Regions from separate parts of the Homo sapiens genome. Here region 1 is linked to region 2. Evidence: read pairs that join two places in POLR2A ChIA-PET (ENCODE). Cell type or tissue: OCI-LY7. All regions are shown on one strand. Region 1 overlaps KCNK12 (potassium two pore domain channel subfamily K member 12). Region 2 has its middle 85 kb from the start of KCNK12.

The links. ChIA-PET counts read pairs that join two places held together with the same protein. Peaks named below come from ENCODE experiments on the same cell type or tissue, not always from the same donor. Only the 100,000 strongest peaks of a DNase experiment are listed, where the experiment ranks them.
Region 1: POLR2A ChIA-PET joins it to region 2 with 9 read pairs; 3 of 35 experiments call an interaction of 5 or more read pairs at or near these places.

What each region holds. Positions count from the first base shown.
Region 1 is chr2:47,539,565-47,547,564 of GRCh38, reverse strand. The region is part of intron 1 of KCNK12 (potassium two pore domain channel subfamily K member 12); the gene reads left to right. It also overlaps a transcript of MSH2 not described here. Among named protein-coding and RNA genes, the nearest start is that of MSH2-OT1, 16 kb to the right of the region's middle. In OCI-LY7, no CTCF peak of the experiment used is centred here; no DNase peak of the experiment used is centred here.
Region 2 is chr2:47,652,070-47,660,069 of GRCh38, reverse strand. It overlaps a transcript of MSH2 not described here. Among named protein-coding and RNA genes, the nearest start is that of KCNK12, 85 kb to the right of the region's middle. RefSeq lists enhancers at 1,517-1,566, 1,697-1,756. In OCI-LY7, CTCF peaks have their summits at 1,031, 1,234, 5,345 and 5,550; DNase peaks (open chromatin) are centred at 1,209, 4,789, 5,189, 5,609 and 8 weaker places; H3K4me3 peaks cover 5,867 bases; H3K27ac peaks cover 6,918 bases.

The sequences.
Region 1 (8,000 bases), 110 kb after region 2:
CTGGAAGCTGAGGTGGGAGGATCACTTGAGGCCAGGAATTCAAGGATGCAGTGAGCTATGATCGTGCCATTGCACTCCAGCCTGGGCAATAGAGCCAGACCCAGACGCAAAAAGAAAAAGAAAAGATCACCTAGGAGAGTGGTTCTCAACCCTGGCTGCATATTAAAATTACCTGGGAGTTTTTAAGCCTTGATGCCCAGGTTGTGCCCTAACCAACTGTATCATTCTCTCTGGAAGTGGGGGCTTATGAATTAGCATTTTGTAAAACTCCTCATGAGAGTAATTTCAGTTGCTGTCAAGGTTAGAACCACAGAGTCCCAGGGCGTGTTCGTGGGAGCCAGAAAAGAAGAGATCTGAAGATTGAGCCGCAGTGCCCTTGAAGATGAAGGAGGCTAAGCTAGGAGGAGCTGCAAGAGAGGGCTTACAGGCTTTCCTCAAATGTCTGAACTGTGGCTGTCCACTCACATTTAAGAATTAAAAATAGAAAATTGGACTGGAAACTCAGTGTGCATAGGTGGGGCTTGTGGACTGCGGGCTTTCTTTTTGGGGCAGAGGGTGGGCAGCTACCCATTATCTATATGGCCTTTCCCACACCCAAGTCTCTCCAGGGTTCTTCAGGGCAGTTCCCCTCCCTCCCTCCCCTTCTCAGCTGTACTCCCTCTGAGCTGTGGGTTTCTCCACCTGCCTTCATCAGTTACAGCTCTCTCAAGCTGTCCATCTTGCACAAGCATGTTGAAACTTCTCGGGCCCTTCCACTGTAAACCCTCTGCCCATTCCCTGTGTTATTGCTAGTTTACACCTTTATGTCCTTTTACCATCATTTAAATAGGATCTTAAGAGGGAGAGTAGGTAAATTGAGGTAATTAAATAATCATCTTGAACCAGAAGTCTCCCAACTATTTTTTTGACACTGAGAGTCTCTCTCTGTCACCCAGGCTGGAGTGCAGTGGCATGATCACAGCTTACTGCAGCCTCAACCTCCCTGGCTCAAAAGATCCTCCCACCTCAGCCTCCCCAGTATCTGGGACTATAGGTGCTCGCTACCACACCTGTCTAATTTTTGTAGTTTTTGTAGAGATGGGGCTTTGCCATTTTGCTTAGGCTGCTTCCAACTTTTTAAACATGAGAATCGCTTTAAATGCGAGGAATAGTTTCACAGCACCTGTATGATGGAAGTTACATGTACTTTCAGTATCCGTTAATTAATAGGGAAAATGCATATTGACACACAAAGTCCTCTGAATTAATTCAGTAGCACTTTTAAGTGCATCTTCATCAGAAAACCATTTACATATTTTTGGAAAGTAATAGCATAACCATGTAGGAGAAAGTTAAGGTTGCAAACAACAATTGGTGACCAAGTAGATTGATATGCCTTTGCAATAACTGCAGAGTTCCCAAAGGATTCCAAGCCTGATCATTGGGACTCACAGTTCTAGACCCTAGGAAGCCACTGGAAGTTTTTGAATAAGAGAGAGGGTGTTACTGAAGAACTTATGACACTTGCTTCATTTACAGCTTTTCCCTGTCCATAGTTGCCTCTTTCTCTGGAAGTTTAGTGTTGGATGGGTTCCTCCCTGAGGGAGAGAGCATGTAGATGATACTGGCTGCCCCAGCCCTGAGCAAATTATTTGAGAAAAAAAAAAAAAAGAAGTTAAGTGCAATTCAGTCTCGGCTTTATATTCCATGACCTCCTCTTCTCTATTTTTTTCTTATCTACTCTCTTTAGAAATTCTGTTCCTTGCTGTCCATCAGTTAGCACAAATGGCTTGCATTTTGAGGTGGTCATGCTATTAGCACTATGCTGAGCATTTTACACACTTCTTCTCATTTAATCCTCATCAGCATCCTGTGGAGGTGAGCACAGCTCACATCTCATTTACAGATGAGGAAATTGAGGCAAAAAGAGGCTCAATGGCTTTCTCAGATCAAAGAGCCAGCAAGTGACAGAGCTGAGATTCTAGCCCAGGTGTCCCTGACTCCACAGCTAGTCCCCCTACTCCCCCACAAAGTTGGTGCTGCGAAAATGATGAGGAATTGAGAGACATATGAGCTACTTATAAATGACTGAATTGGGAAAAGACATCCATCTGTATCCAGGCTTCCCAAAGGGTCCACTCTCTGACAGCAGCCTCCCTGGTTTCTTTCAGGGGAAGCTACTTTGCATTTCAGTGGTCCCCAGCCTTTCCAAGCCCAAGTGTGGCTAATGCTACCCTCACTGCAGCCTTTCCTCCAGCCAAACTAGTCAGCAAGACCCTGAACTGTCCCTCCAGTCTTCATTCATAGCATTCTCCCTGCCTGGAGCATCCCTGCCTGTCCTTTACCCTTCATGTATCTAAGGCCCACTCCCTCTTCAGAGCCCACCTTCATCATCCAGGCTTCATGGAGCCTCCTCCTTCATTTGCCTTCTGCCAGTGATGATCTAACCTCCTAGCACCTTGCCATCTCCTCTCTTGTGTATGACTTCCCTCCCCACCCAGACGGTGAGACTCTGCCTTTAAAAATAATGACAAAACGAGTGGTCTTTAATTCACTCGAATAACAGATACTTCTTATAGAACATTTGAAAAAGAGAGAAGCTCAAAAAAAGTGACAGGGAAAAAAAGCCTTTAGCTTCACCACTAAAATAGTACTCCAGGGATTTTTTTGTCCTTGAGTCTATTTTCTGGATGAATTTTGGGTTTTGTTTTTGTGTATTGGTATGTGATGTCAGAATCAACTTTCTAAGCATCCCTCTTGTTGGATGCATAGTATTCCTCAGAAAGGATGTGCCATGGTTTGTTATAAGTGCAACTGCATCCCCCACAGGACCTAGCCTGGGGGACCCACCTAGGAGGGCCCTGGTGAAGACTGTGTGAGTAATTGGGTTGTCTGCAGGATAGGAAAAGGGTGGGTTACACCATGTGGTATGTAAGCTGCCAGGGGGCCATTTAGGAGGCTGGAAAATTACAGAGTGCTCATACTGAGCCTACATCTGCCAGAAAAGGGCGCTTAAAACAAATCCCATGAAATTATAGCTTTTGCAATCTATGAGTTAGACAAGAAAGTACACACGACCAATGTGTTTCAGTAGGAACGCTGCGAACAATGGTGTTAGCCATCACTGGGGGCCTGGGAAGAAAGGGTTTGAAAGAGAAAGGTCTTCCCAAATGTGGTTCTCAGTAAACATTCTTTATGATTCAGAGCTAATATGGTTTATGCCCTCGGCAGAGATGCCAGGGGTTCCCTGGGTTATGAGGCCTTGCTGGAGGGACAGCTCTTCGAAAGGGAAGCGTTACAGGCTGAGACTGTACCAAGCCTGTATGGGAGGGTTCCTTTGGTGTAGCTTTATCCCCGAAACACCACGTGTATGCTGATGGGGAATGGGGGCACAGGGTAGTACAAGATGCTCGTGCTCGTGTGTCTGTGTGTCTGACGTCAGGGTGGAAGGCTGTCTTTGTTTTTAATACTCTGTTGAAGCAGCAGAGTCACTCCAATAGAAAGAGAGGAGACATGGGTGGTTGGCTTTCTAGAATGTTGGCCTTTGGAAGCCACCAAGAGTGGAGGGAAGGCAGGCCCTGCGTACTTATCCCCACATCTGGGAGTCCCTGCTTCCAGGAGCAGTGACAGCCATCCTCCTGGCTCCTTGGTAGAAAGAACCTCAATCCTCCTCCCATCAGTGGCAGAAGTAGCTATGAGGATTGAAGCTGGGTGGGCGATGTCTCAATCCTTGGCAGAAGGATGGGAAACAAAGACTTTAAACATGTTAAACATCCTTTTACAGATCTCCAGAATTATAGTGACAGTGGGGAGAAGGAGGGAATGACCCATCCCCCATCCCGAGCTTGCTAGCCCAGCTCCTGGAAGATCAGCCCCTGGGCAGTGCCAGCCTGCATGACCGTCCTGATCCCCGACTCTGCCCTTTCTGCCAAAGAGCCAGCAGAGCACATGTCTCGGAGAAGACCCCCTATCACCTTCTAGGTTGTCTTGCCACAGAACAGGAGCACCCAGCAATACAGCAGAGCTTCCCACGGGTTTCTACAGTGTCTTCAGAGAACCGCAAGGAGGGTCAGCCCTTGTGGAGTCTCTGACCCAAATTCTGACATTACCTCTATGACTTATTCACAAAGTGACCTCACACTGCACTTTTCTGAGCCTCAGATTGTGCATCTAAAAACCGAGGATAATGCTTACCTCACTAGGTGGTTGTGAAGAAATGTAAATAAACCGTGTGTGAAAATGATTCCTAAAACCAGAAAACCCCACATAAGCCTCAGTGAGGAAAGCAACACAGTGTAGTAATCAAAGCTAAAAAAAAAAAAAAAAATGTAGGTGTCTGTGCTTGTTGTGGTGGTGGTTGTTGCTATTTATTGTGGTGACGGTGGTTGTGTCAGAGTCTGCAGTCTAATGCCCTGGTAGCTCCTTATTCACAGCTACGTTGATACATCTGCTCAAGTAAATTAAAGTTCCCACCTCAAAAAAGAACACGTTGGCCAAGCACAGTAGTGCACACCTACAGTCCCAGCTACTCGGAGGCTGAGGTGGGAGGATCTCTTGAGCTCAGAGGTTTGAGGCTGTAGCGCGTTATGATTGTGCCTGTGAGTAGCCACTGCACTCCAGGCTTGGCAACACAGTGAGACCCCATCTCTAAATAAATAAAGAAAAAGAAAAAGAACTCATTCTCAAGCCAATGTGTGAATTGACCCAAGTATTTGTTGGCCCAGAAGTATAAAATGTGTTTTCACTAGCCAGTGATGAAAACCTGTCAGTTTCCCATGTCTTTCTTGCTTGTCGCTGTGCATGAGTGAGCTTCTCACACGTTCAAAGGCAGAAGCCATCTGAGTGCTCTCACCTGGCTTTGATACTCTCACCTCGCGCCATCCCTGCTGAGGACCTTAAGGGTCACAGTGTGGCAGTGATTTCTGTGATAAAACAAAAATCTATGTAGTGTGACTGGGGCCCAGATGAAATATAGGCTCCTGAAAGCCCAACCTGGCTGCAGGACCCCAGAACAGGCCCAGGGTTGCTGGAACCCACCCCAGAGACCTTCCCCTCAGAGCTCCCATGAAAGGGAGCAAGAAGGGAGAATGGGTGGCAGAGGCATTTTACAGTTTATCAAGGCATGGGTAGACTAATGTTTTAAAACTAAAAAAGAAAATCCTTGTTGTTCTGTTTACTGAGCATCTACTAAGCGCCTAGTGTTGCACTGAATCTCAGACTAGGACTGTGACTTGTTTGCGAAGGCTCCAGTCCCTGGGCTGTGCATGTGCCAGGGTGCTTGTGAGGAGCAGTCGGTCCCTGCGTCTGAGCATCCTCAGGAAGACCAGGCTGTGCCCCTGGGCCCAAGCCTGGTGTGGAGTGAGGAGAGCTGCGTCAGAGAGAGCCTCGACAGAAGTGGTATGATGAGAACCTGGAGGAGCCCAGCAGGCCTGATGGAAGCAGCTGGTTCCTTGGCTGCCCCTATCCTGCCCAGGAGGTTATTTCTCTGGGAATAAACAGTCCCCTGCAGTTAGCAGGATAAATATAAACACAGCCTCCTGATCAGGGCTCAGAAACCAAGCTTTGCATCCTGGGCTCCCTGCTGCCGCTGCTGCTGCTGCTGCTGCTACAGAAAACAGAATGAGCCAGGGTGCAGCCACGTGGGGCTTCTGCAGCCAAGCAAACAGGCGGCCCCAGTCTCCTTCCGGCTGCCATAACAAAGTACCACGGACTGGGGGACTTAAACAATGGAAATGTATTTTCTCACAATTCTGGAGGCCAGAAGTCTAAGATCAAGGGGCTGGCAGGGTTGGTTTCTCCTGAGGACTCTCTCCTTGGCTTGCAGACAACCACCTTCTCCATATCTTCACGTGGTTTTCCTTGTGTATGTCTGTATCTTAATACACTCTTCCTGTGAGGACACCAGCCATATTGGATTAGGGCTCACCCTAATGGCCTCGTTTTACCTTGATTCCCTTTTTTAAAAAGCCTTTCTACCAATGCAGTAACATTCTGAGGTACTGGAGTGTTACGATCTCAACCTATGAATGTATGGGCATACAGTTCAGTGCAGAACAGGGGCCCAGGAGGTCACCGAGACCATCTCCCTGCCTTCAGACTGAAACTCATCAGAACATTCCTAGAGGGAGGAGAGTCAGCCCAAATTTTAAAGACCACCTTAGAGAAAGATATTTCATATATTTGGTGTGGCTTGGTGATTTTCAGAAATTGCTATTGCTGGTGACTAAAAGCCAGCTTGCTTCCACAAAGCATTTGAATGAATGTAAGTGCTGAAACTGGAATAACTGAACCACAAACTCTAAGAGTGCAGGACCGTGTCCTAGCACAGCACTTGCCATAGCAGGCTCCCAACAGGCTTCCTGTGGACACGAAGAGGACAAGGGAAAGAGGGAGGGATGAAGGAAGCTAAAAATCAATTGGAAAAGGGTGAGGGATGTATCAGGTACTGGGGCGCAGCTCTACAGCAATGAATGGCCACGGTGGCTCTGCACTTCCCATTGGAACACTCAAACTGGGCAATAGGGCACTCAGAGTTCAATAAAAGGCAGCAAGTCACAAGTGTCCTCAGGAAACCAGCACCTCAGATTCTGAATTCTAGGAGGAAGGAATTGCACAGATGGATCTTACTGATTTATGTAGAGACAGGGTCTCACTCTGTTGCCCAGGCTGGAGTGCAGTGGTAGAATCACAGCTCACTCCAGCCTTGACCTCCTGGGCTCAAACAATCCTGCCTCAGCCTCCTGAGTAGCTGGAACTACAGGTGTGAGCCACCATGCCCAGCTTGCTTTTGTTTGTTTGTTTGTTTGTTTGTTTTTAATTGTTTCTAGGGATGGAGTCTCACCATGTTGCCCAGGCTGGTCCCAAACTCCTGGCCTCAAGCAATCCCCCTGCCTTGGCCTCCCAAAGTGCTGGCATGACAGGCATAAGCCACCGTGCCTAGCCTAACAGATCTTTAAAGAGAGACATCGGCAGTGATGGCTTTTCTTTGGTTTTGCAGAAGACACAGGAAGAGTCTTCAAATGGATGCTTCCACTGTCCCTTCAGAAAGGCAGAAGATGGAGCGCTAAATCTGACTGAAGGCACTTCTGTGGGCAGTGAGGGCACTATCGTTCACCTGCTATTTTCTGATCACCCATTTTAATTTAGAGATGGCATTTGAGGGGTCTTTACTGCTGCGGTTACCGGGGTCTCATTCAAACCCTGAGCAGGTGAGCCCATGCCCTCTCACGTCCCAGGCCGGACACTCAGCCCCCTGGCACAGTGACTACACCTCATGGCTGGCACAGAGTAGGAAAGTGAGTAGCTGTGAGTACACACATGAGGGAGGGGGTTGACACTGTTGTGAAACTTCAGCACCATTGCTTGTATCTTCTCCAAGATAGGTCTGCCCGGTGAGGCCTTCTCTTCCCTGCTCCACCCTTTGTGGAGGCCTAACCTTGATAAGGAGCTGAAGAAGCATATTTAGTGTTTCCTCTGTGCCACGTACTCTGCTAAATCCGCCAGCTGTCCCCTCCCCTCTGATCCCCACAACCATCTGTAAGGCAGTGCTGTCTACTTGATAGATGGGGAAACTGAGGCACAGCGAGTAGCTTGCTGACAGCCACCAGTGAGTAGTGGGGGCTGGATCAACCTAAACCCTTGACTCCAGGGCTTGTGATTTAGCCACTGTACTCATACGTGGGCAAGTCACACAGCCTCTCTGAGATAAAGAAAACGCAGTGTCTGAGCACTTCAGCTGTGGATGGTCCTGAGCACTTCAGCTGTGGATGTCCTTGGCCTCCCCGGGAAGCGGCTTTAACAGCAGCCACCCCTACCTGCGTCCGTTTCTTCCCCTTTCGGCTCCTTCTGCAGCCCTTCGCAGTCTGGCGTCCGCACAGCGGTGCCCCCTTCTTTCCTGCACAGAGCCAGCTTCCTCCCAGTTGCCAAATCCCAGTAGGACTGTTAGGTTTCCATCTTACTAGATTCTTCTAGAAATTTCTGACCCCTTGCCCCGTCATTCCTTCCTTCCTGAATGGCCTCTA
Region 2 (8,000 bases):
AACAGAAGGCAATGATGTATGACCTGCAAGCCACGTGTGGTGAGGTACAGTAAAAGTTGAACTTCTGAGATATAAATCTGATGCTCTGGGTTGTGCGTGGGGTTAGCCCTAGGGAAATCGTTAAATGGGGGATGGGGTCTGCATCACCTCCCCACACTGAGGCTCTTGGATCCACTGAACATTTACCCCCACCCCAAATCTAGAGGCATGCCTTGCTGGACAGAACCCTGTACAATCAAATGATATTCTTCCTGGCCAGCGCTGTGGCGGGTGGATTACCTGAGGTTGGGAGTTAGAGACCAGCCTGGCCAACATGGTGAAACCCCGTCTCTACTAGAAATACAAAAATTAGCCGGGCGTGGTGGCGCACACCTGTAATTCCAGCCACTCAGGAGGCTGAAGGACAAGAATTAGAGGTGGAGGCAGGAGGTGGAGATTACAGTGAGCTGAGATCCCACCACTGCACTCCAGCCTGGGGGACAGAGCAAGACTTCGTCTCAAAAAAAAAAAAAAAAAAATGCTCTTCTGCCTGACCCAAGCTGAATCCTCCCCATTTGCAGCCGTACACCGAGTTGCCAGCCCCATGGGATATGGCCAGGGCCTCAAGGCAAAGGCTACCAACATGTGTGGGTCTCCTCAGGGCACACTCCTTATTTTGTCTGACTATGGGTGTGCATTTACAGTCTGGGGTGAAGATGTGCCTCTAGAAGCACTAATGGTGAAGTTTCAGGACTATCACAACCTGGCCTTGCTCTAGGCTACAAAGTTACCCCTTGAGGACAGCCACCAATCAAGATGCTGGAAGGGATCTACCTGGCTCTTAGAGGACAATGCCATCAGCCTCAGGGCACCCATGTGTGTTGCAGGGGTAGTGCCAAAAAGGCTTTGCCTGGGCCCTGGAGCCTTCCCTCGGGGCTCTCTGCTCCTCTCGGCACTAGGTCTCTCTGACCGGATCCCCTCTGACGTCAGGCTGGGACTGGAGGTCTGGGTAGGGGTGTCCTCTGCAGTTCCACTTGGGTCCAGGCAATCGTTCATCTTCTAAATGCATCATCATTTTATCAGGGTAGAGGGAGCAGGCAGGCAGGAGGGGGAGACGGTGGAGTTGGGTTTGAGGGAGTTTAGGAAAGGAAATGCCACCCCAAAATATGCCACTTTGGTATGTTGATTGCTTGCAACCAAGGGCACGTGGGAGACAGCAGATGCAGGCAGAGGCGTTCTCTGAGCTCCCCTTATCGGCCAAAAGACAGATCCTCCAACCAGAACACCATGGTCATGAGTCTCCTCCCCAGGAATCTCATCAACCAGGGGAATACTGGCCCATGTCACAGGACAGGAGACAGGGGGTAGACACCATACCAAGACAGACTTTGTCACTGGCTGTCACCTACTCTTCTTAGGCTCATCCATCTTTCCCCAAGTCATTTACTTTCCTCTAAGTTGCCTACATCACCCCTCCCCTCTCCCCTGGGAAGAAGGTACATACAAGCTCCAACCCCTTCCCTTCTGGGAATCCCCAAGTTACCAGCAGCAGTTACTGCAGGCCCAGGTAGGAGGGTAGAGGCCGGGTAGGAGGCTGGGTAGGAGGACAGAGTGAAAATCAAGAACCAAAGCAGTTCCTTGGTTTCCATTTCTCAAACTCTGCTGTTTGAAAGCAGAGAAGAAAGAAATGTGCACATGTGCACATATGTGGGTATTCATACCTAACATGTGGACTCCAGGTCTGGAGGGGAGGCGGCTATGCTAACACGAATGCCTGCCTGTGTGTGGGCTCTCAAGTGGGGGCCGTGTGGAAACAGTGTCTCCTTTCTGGTCATCAACAGTCCGCGGCAGTGAGAGGGAGAGACCCAAATGTTTGGGAGACTTGAGTTCCAACCCCACTAGTTCCCTTAACGAGCTGAGGCTTTGGGGCAAAACATTTGACCTCCCTGGGAGTCACCAGGTTTCACAATTCCTCTGTTCATGATTCTGAGACTCACTCAGGAGTGACTTCAGTGGGATGAACCGTCATTCAGAAAAGACCCTGCCTAAGGACTCAGACAGTTTATGTTGTCTGGACACAGGCAGTAGATGACACAGCTTGGCCAGGTCTCAGATCAGGATTCCCCTTCTCCCCTGGTGCCCTGGCAGCCCTGTGGAATATAGGAGCCATGGAAGCCTCTGGGTGTGGCTGAGTTGCTGGATCCCACTTAGTGAATCTTTGCCTGATTGCCTGGTGGGAGCAGAGCTGCCTTGCTCCACAAGGGGCTGGGTGGAATGTGGAGATGACTTTGCTGTGCCTCCATGGCTCCTCAGACCACACCTGGACCCCACTGGGCTCAGCTCCAGTACTCACTGCAGCAGGGACCCAGCTGACACTGTCAGAGGAAGAAGAAACCAGCTCCAGCCTCCATTCACCCTGGGATGGGGTATGGGTGGGCTGGGGTGGTAATGAAGGTCTTCCTCCAGAGAAGGGGTCTAGAGCTCTGAGAAATTGTCCAGAAAGAGCAGAGTCCCTGGCAAGACAAGACTCAGGCAAGCTTCCCTTCCTGCCAGGATCTCAGAGGGAGACCCTGCATCCTCCACACCCGCTCAGTGGTGCAGGGGCGTCAGGCAGTGCACAGCAGTCAGCATTCAGGGCTTTGACTTTTGTCTTTTAGTGTCTCTCCAAAGCCTCCTTATACGGAAACCATAAATACTGACTTCAGGCTACAAAAATGTAGTCTCTGAGAGCACCTGGTCATCCAGTTGATCTTAAAAAATAATCAAATTACTGACAGGCCAGGTGCAGTGGCTCATACCTGTAATCCCATCACTTTGGGAGGCCAAGGCAGGAGAATTGCTTGAGCCTAGGAGTGCGAGATCAGCCTGGGCAATAGAGTGAGACCCTGTCTCTAAAAAACAAACAAACAAACAGAATATAAATATGTTAGCCAGGCATGATGGAGTGCGCCTGTAGTACCAGCTACTTGGGAGGCTGAGGTGGGAGGATAGCTTGAACCCAGGAGGTCAAGGCTGCAATGAGCTAATTGTGCCATTGCACTCCAGCCTGGGCAACAGAGCAAGACCCTGTCTCAAAACAAAACATCAGTGACGGAGAAAAGTATCGGGACTTTTGCAACAGGAATAACACCAAAGTATGCAGGGCTGCATACACAGAGAATGAGTCAAATGACCACAACAGGTTTCTTCATAGCAAGAAAGGGGCTACCTCAGAGGCAAACTCAAGGCTGACAGTTCCCCTTCAGCCCCACAGTTCAAGAAGGAGGGACACCTCCCCTAGTTCCCAGGCTCTCAACTCTTCATGTGCTAGATCCACCACTGTTTCGGCATTTATGCAGCCTAGACTTCCTCTAGCATGGCCCCTCACCCTCAGGGAGATGGCCCAGGAGCAAGGCAGAGCATGGTCAAATGCACAGAGAAGGGTCCACTCCGTGAGGGTCAGGGAGTCAAGAAAGGCTTTCCTGGGAGACGCACTGGCGTTGGCCTCCAAGGACAGGTGGGATTGCATGGGGAGAGACTGGCACAACAAAAGTTTTTTTTTTCATGCCAACTACTTTGGTCAAACAAAACATTTTAGAAAAACATTTTATGAACTGTTATCTGCTAGGCAGTGTGCTAAGTACTTTATATAAGCTGTCTCATTGGTTCTCACAACAACACTCTGAGGTAGGAGCGATTCCTTTTTTACCAGTGAGGGAACAGAGGCCCAGAGGAGTTAAGTTTGTCCAAGGCCACACAGCTAGTAAGCAGTACAGCCAGGACTTGAAGCCTGGTCCCTGATGACACAGCTCATACTCTTAACACCTCAGTCAGATATAAGAGCGGTGGAGTGGACGCTCCATTCCTGCGCCCTATACTTTTTTGAGTCCCCCAAGAAGGGCACAGAGGGCTCTCTGGGCTGCAGGGCTGCTGAGAGGTGATGAAGGCCACACCTCAGCCTCCAGCCAGACCTGCACCTCCAGATCGGAGGCATTTGGGCAGCAGTCTTGTTGCTGAGCCTCCAGGAAAGTAGATCCACAATTCCAAAGCAGGCCTTGCAGACATAAAGAGTTATTCTGCCATAAGAGGGTTCCGTGGCCAAATGAACTCGGCGACACTAGTGTGAACAAAGCTCATTGGGTTTACTTCCCACAGGACTTCCCAGAACCTGAATCTGCTAATGGGCCTTGTCAATTTCCAAGAAGACATAGAATAGTGTATTTCCCTACCTCCTCCGACCACCAGAGCCCTTCAGTCCATGTCCTTTCCTTTGGAGTACTTACTTCTTTTGGTTCTGCCTTTGATTTGAGTGGTATGTCAACCCCCTTGATAATTACAGCCTGCTGTAGGTGTGCTGGGGTGGGATTATCACTTTAAGGCCACAACCTTAAAGGGAAACCAGGCCCCCTGGGAGAATGTCATGCTGGCAGCAGTGGCTGGAGAGAGAGGCCCTTGAGGGAAAGGTAGAACTCAAGGAACCAGAGACAGGACTACCTGGGGAGTCTCCTTCGTTGCATCTTTTCTGTGCCAGCACCCCTTCTCCAGCCTTCTGGTATCAAACCTCAATCAGGTCAGTCCTGACGTGTGCTCACCAAACGTCATATCTCCTAAACTGGGGGTCACTTGGCCAGCAGCAGAAGTGTGCAGTCGTGGAGGCTACCTCCTTGCTCTAGCCCACTTGTGTACACTTTCCCTTCATTGTGGAAGGCCCTGCTGTGAGGAGCCACGCTTCAGAGAAGCCCTCACCTTTGCCATTTCGGAGGTATTTGCATATTTAAACTTAGCTGGAACTGCGGACTGAGAGCCTTTGCCCCACAAGCAAAGCAGCAGCTGGAAGGAAGGAGAGGCGGTCCTTGCAGGTGCTCTCAAAAGCCCTCTTCACAGGCGACCAATGGTTTTCAAGCCACTCACACAGCCCTTCTCAACTTGACTGTACATAAGACACACTTGAGAACCTTTAAAAACGACCTCTGACCCTGTAACCACCTCAAATTAAATTAGAATCTCGGGTCTCAAGCATCAGTAATTTGTGAAATCTCCCCAAGTGATTCTAATGTGCTCCCAGGGAGGCAAACTGCTGCTAGAGCCCAGCTCCTCAAAGTGCAGCCTGGGACCAGCAGCCCCCAGGTGTGGTTGGAAATGCCCCCAGGCCTACTGAATCAGAGCCTGCATTTTAATGACCCCCCCCCCGATGACTCATCTTCCCGTTAGAGTTCTAGGGCCTTGTTACCATCACCTGTGTCAGCATCTAGCTGCAGTGGCAAGCGTGTTGGGCCACGATTTAACCCTTTCTTGCCCCTTCCTACTGATCACCCCGGAAAGCTCGCTGGCCCTCGCTCTGTGTCTTGGCTTCCTTATCTGTTGTAAGGAACATGGCTGTGCTTTGGTCAAGGTTAGGCCAAGGTAGGATGTTTACATCCCACGTGACTCAGCATAGACCGCAGGCGTATAACTCCACTTGTTATCACAGCCATGTAGCTATAACGTGGGAACGTCATCACTTGGCTCTATGCCACTATTGTCTGTAAAAGGTACAACTGCCCTGTTGACCCTGTGCAGGTGCGCTGGTGCCCAGAGAAAGAGACAGAGCCAGAGATGTCCGTTTTTGGAGACGGACGGGGAAAGCCAGGACACAGCTTGGCCCCCTAGTGCCCAGAGAGTGAAAGAGTTAAGCTGCTGACCCTGAAGGCAGGGGAGAGCCGGTCACACAGCTGTATGTGGGAGCTGCCAGCTGAAGCAGCCCAGACAAGGCAGACAGTGTGAGAAAGCTGCTGATGTGAGCTGCTGCTGAATAAAATCATTCACCTGCCTACAGTCCCCTGAATGTTCTTTCTGCTCATCCACCCACTCCTTCTGGACCTCAACATGACCTTTGGCATAGTCGTGAACCTGACATCTGTAATATGTAGTCGTTGGACAAAGTGAGTCCTCGCTCTGCCGTCACCACCACCATCATCATCACCTCTCATTGAGGGCCTACTATGTGCAGCCAGGCTCTGAACTAGGTCTGTCCATGCTCTGCCTGAGTCTCTTCAGCTGTCCAGTGGGGACACAGGCATGCCTTGCTCAGCACTGTCCTCGTGCACAGAGCTCACGGCACTGAGGCTGAACCATGCAGCGTGAACTGTGCACCTCCCAGCCTGGCTCTTTTCCCCTCGCTACATCTTTCATTCCTCTCTTTAAAATCTTGTGCTTCTACTGAAGGTCTTTGTTTCCCAGCAAATATTTTGCAAAGGACAAACAAACAGAGCATTATTTTATGGTTTAAAGGGACGACTATGACAGTGTAAGGGCTATGAGTTTCAAGTGGATGTGGGAGTGTGCTCTAGGTCTCACATCCACTTGAGACCCACCTCCCTGCCTTTAGCCCCATAGGAAAGAATGGAGGGAAGAGGGGATGGCCAACAATCCCCTAATGGTATGCCAATCGTGAGCAATAAGTGACGTTGTCAGGACAGAGCTGCACAGAGGTCCCGATATAAAGATCTCAGTAGCCCTGATTCATATAAAGCCCCCTCCCCCAGCATCCTTCAATAAGTAGGATAAGTTTATAATAACCCAGACTCCAAGGTGTTCATGCAAGCTGGTTGTAGACAGTTGCCCTTTTCTGCCCTACATCCAATCCAACTTCCATAGGATTGAAGATTCCTTCTCTAGAACTCTTTATGGGCACATTGTAGGCTGAAAAGGACACCCACTTTTTTCCACCTCCCTGATAGTCAAGGTGCCAGCTATGATCCAGGCCTTACTTTGGGGATCTGGGCAGGAGGGTTATTAATTCTGGAGTGAGTAATATAAAAAAGCAGGCACAGAGGAGGCCCCTTAGGCCCACGAGGTGGCTGAGGGGGCAACGGGATGACAGTTTGCGGTGACAGGTCATCTGGCGTTGACAGGTATCCAGCATGGGATGTGGCCAGGCTGCCCATGGTAAGATCCAGCGTCTGAAGCTGTGTGGTCCTCACCTTCTCATTCCTGGGGAGTGATTTGTGCTTCTGGCTGCCTTCTCTTCCCTTGGTTCCCACCTGATTTCTGAGCTTCATGCTTCAAATTTACGGCAATTCTGTGAGCTACCCACACCCCCAAATACTTTCTAGATTACTTTTTCTGCTTAAATCTGCTGAAACGAAGACTCTGACGGAAGCTCACATTAACTGAGAAAGTGTACGAGAAAGCACTTTGTAAAGTACCCGGAAAATGTTCGTTGTCAATATCCAAGATCTCCCTCTAGGCAGAAAATCCTCACAGACACCTGCCCTCTCCACCTGTACCTGGTAGCTCCACAGAAGCTCTCCTCCACCTTCTGGGTCTGCAGGGCCAGGCCCCACAGATCTGTCCACCCTGCTCTATTAATAAATGCAATGTGATTGCTACTAGGGGCATGGCTTGCAGTAAGCTCTGCAAGGGATTAACATACTGTCTCAGGAAGGGTGAGTGACTTGGCCCTGTCTCATGGAGCAGAGCTGGAGCTAGGACCCAGGCTTGCCATCCCCAGCACCAGTCCACCCTGAGGTGCCTCGACACAGACGTTGCACCAGGCAAGGCTTCAGCTTGTGGCAGGTTTAATAGCAGCATAAAAATTATATGGTCTTTTGAATCACATCAGCGTTAATGCGCCGCAATGGTAACTACCACATCAAAGTGGGTTTCACATTTCCACCTTCATGCACTATCAAGCACGTATCATCTTAAAATAAACCAGCCGGGTCCTTGGAAGCTGTGCCATGTAGTCCAGGGCCTGAAAGCTCTGTGGCAGAGTGAGGGGAAGCCCAGATATGCCACTTCTAGCAATTATCCTTATAGATTTATTCCCACACATGCATGACCTGAGCATATATAGTTATTCATTGCCGCAGGGAACATAGGGAAACAGTCTATGTATCCATCAGTAGGGGATTGGGTAATGCTCACACAGCAATAGATTATCAACTGGAGTATCAATGGATGTTTCTGCAGCTTAATACAAATACGGTCAGGCTGTGTTTGGCTGATATGGAAAGACCCTCGAAAATATTGTGAGGTGAAAACAGCAAGTTACAAAACTA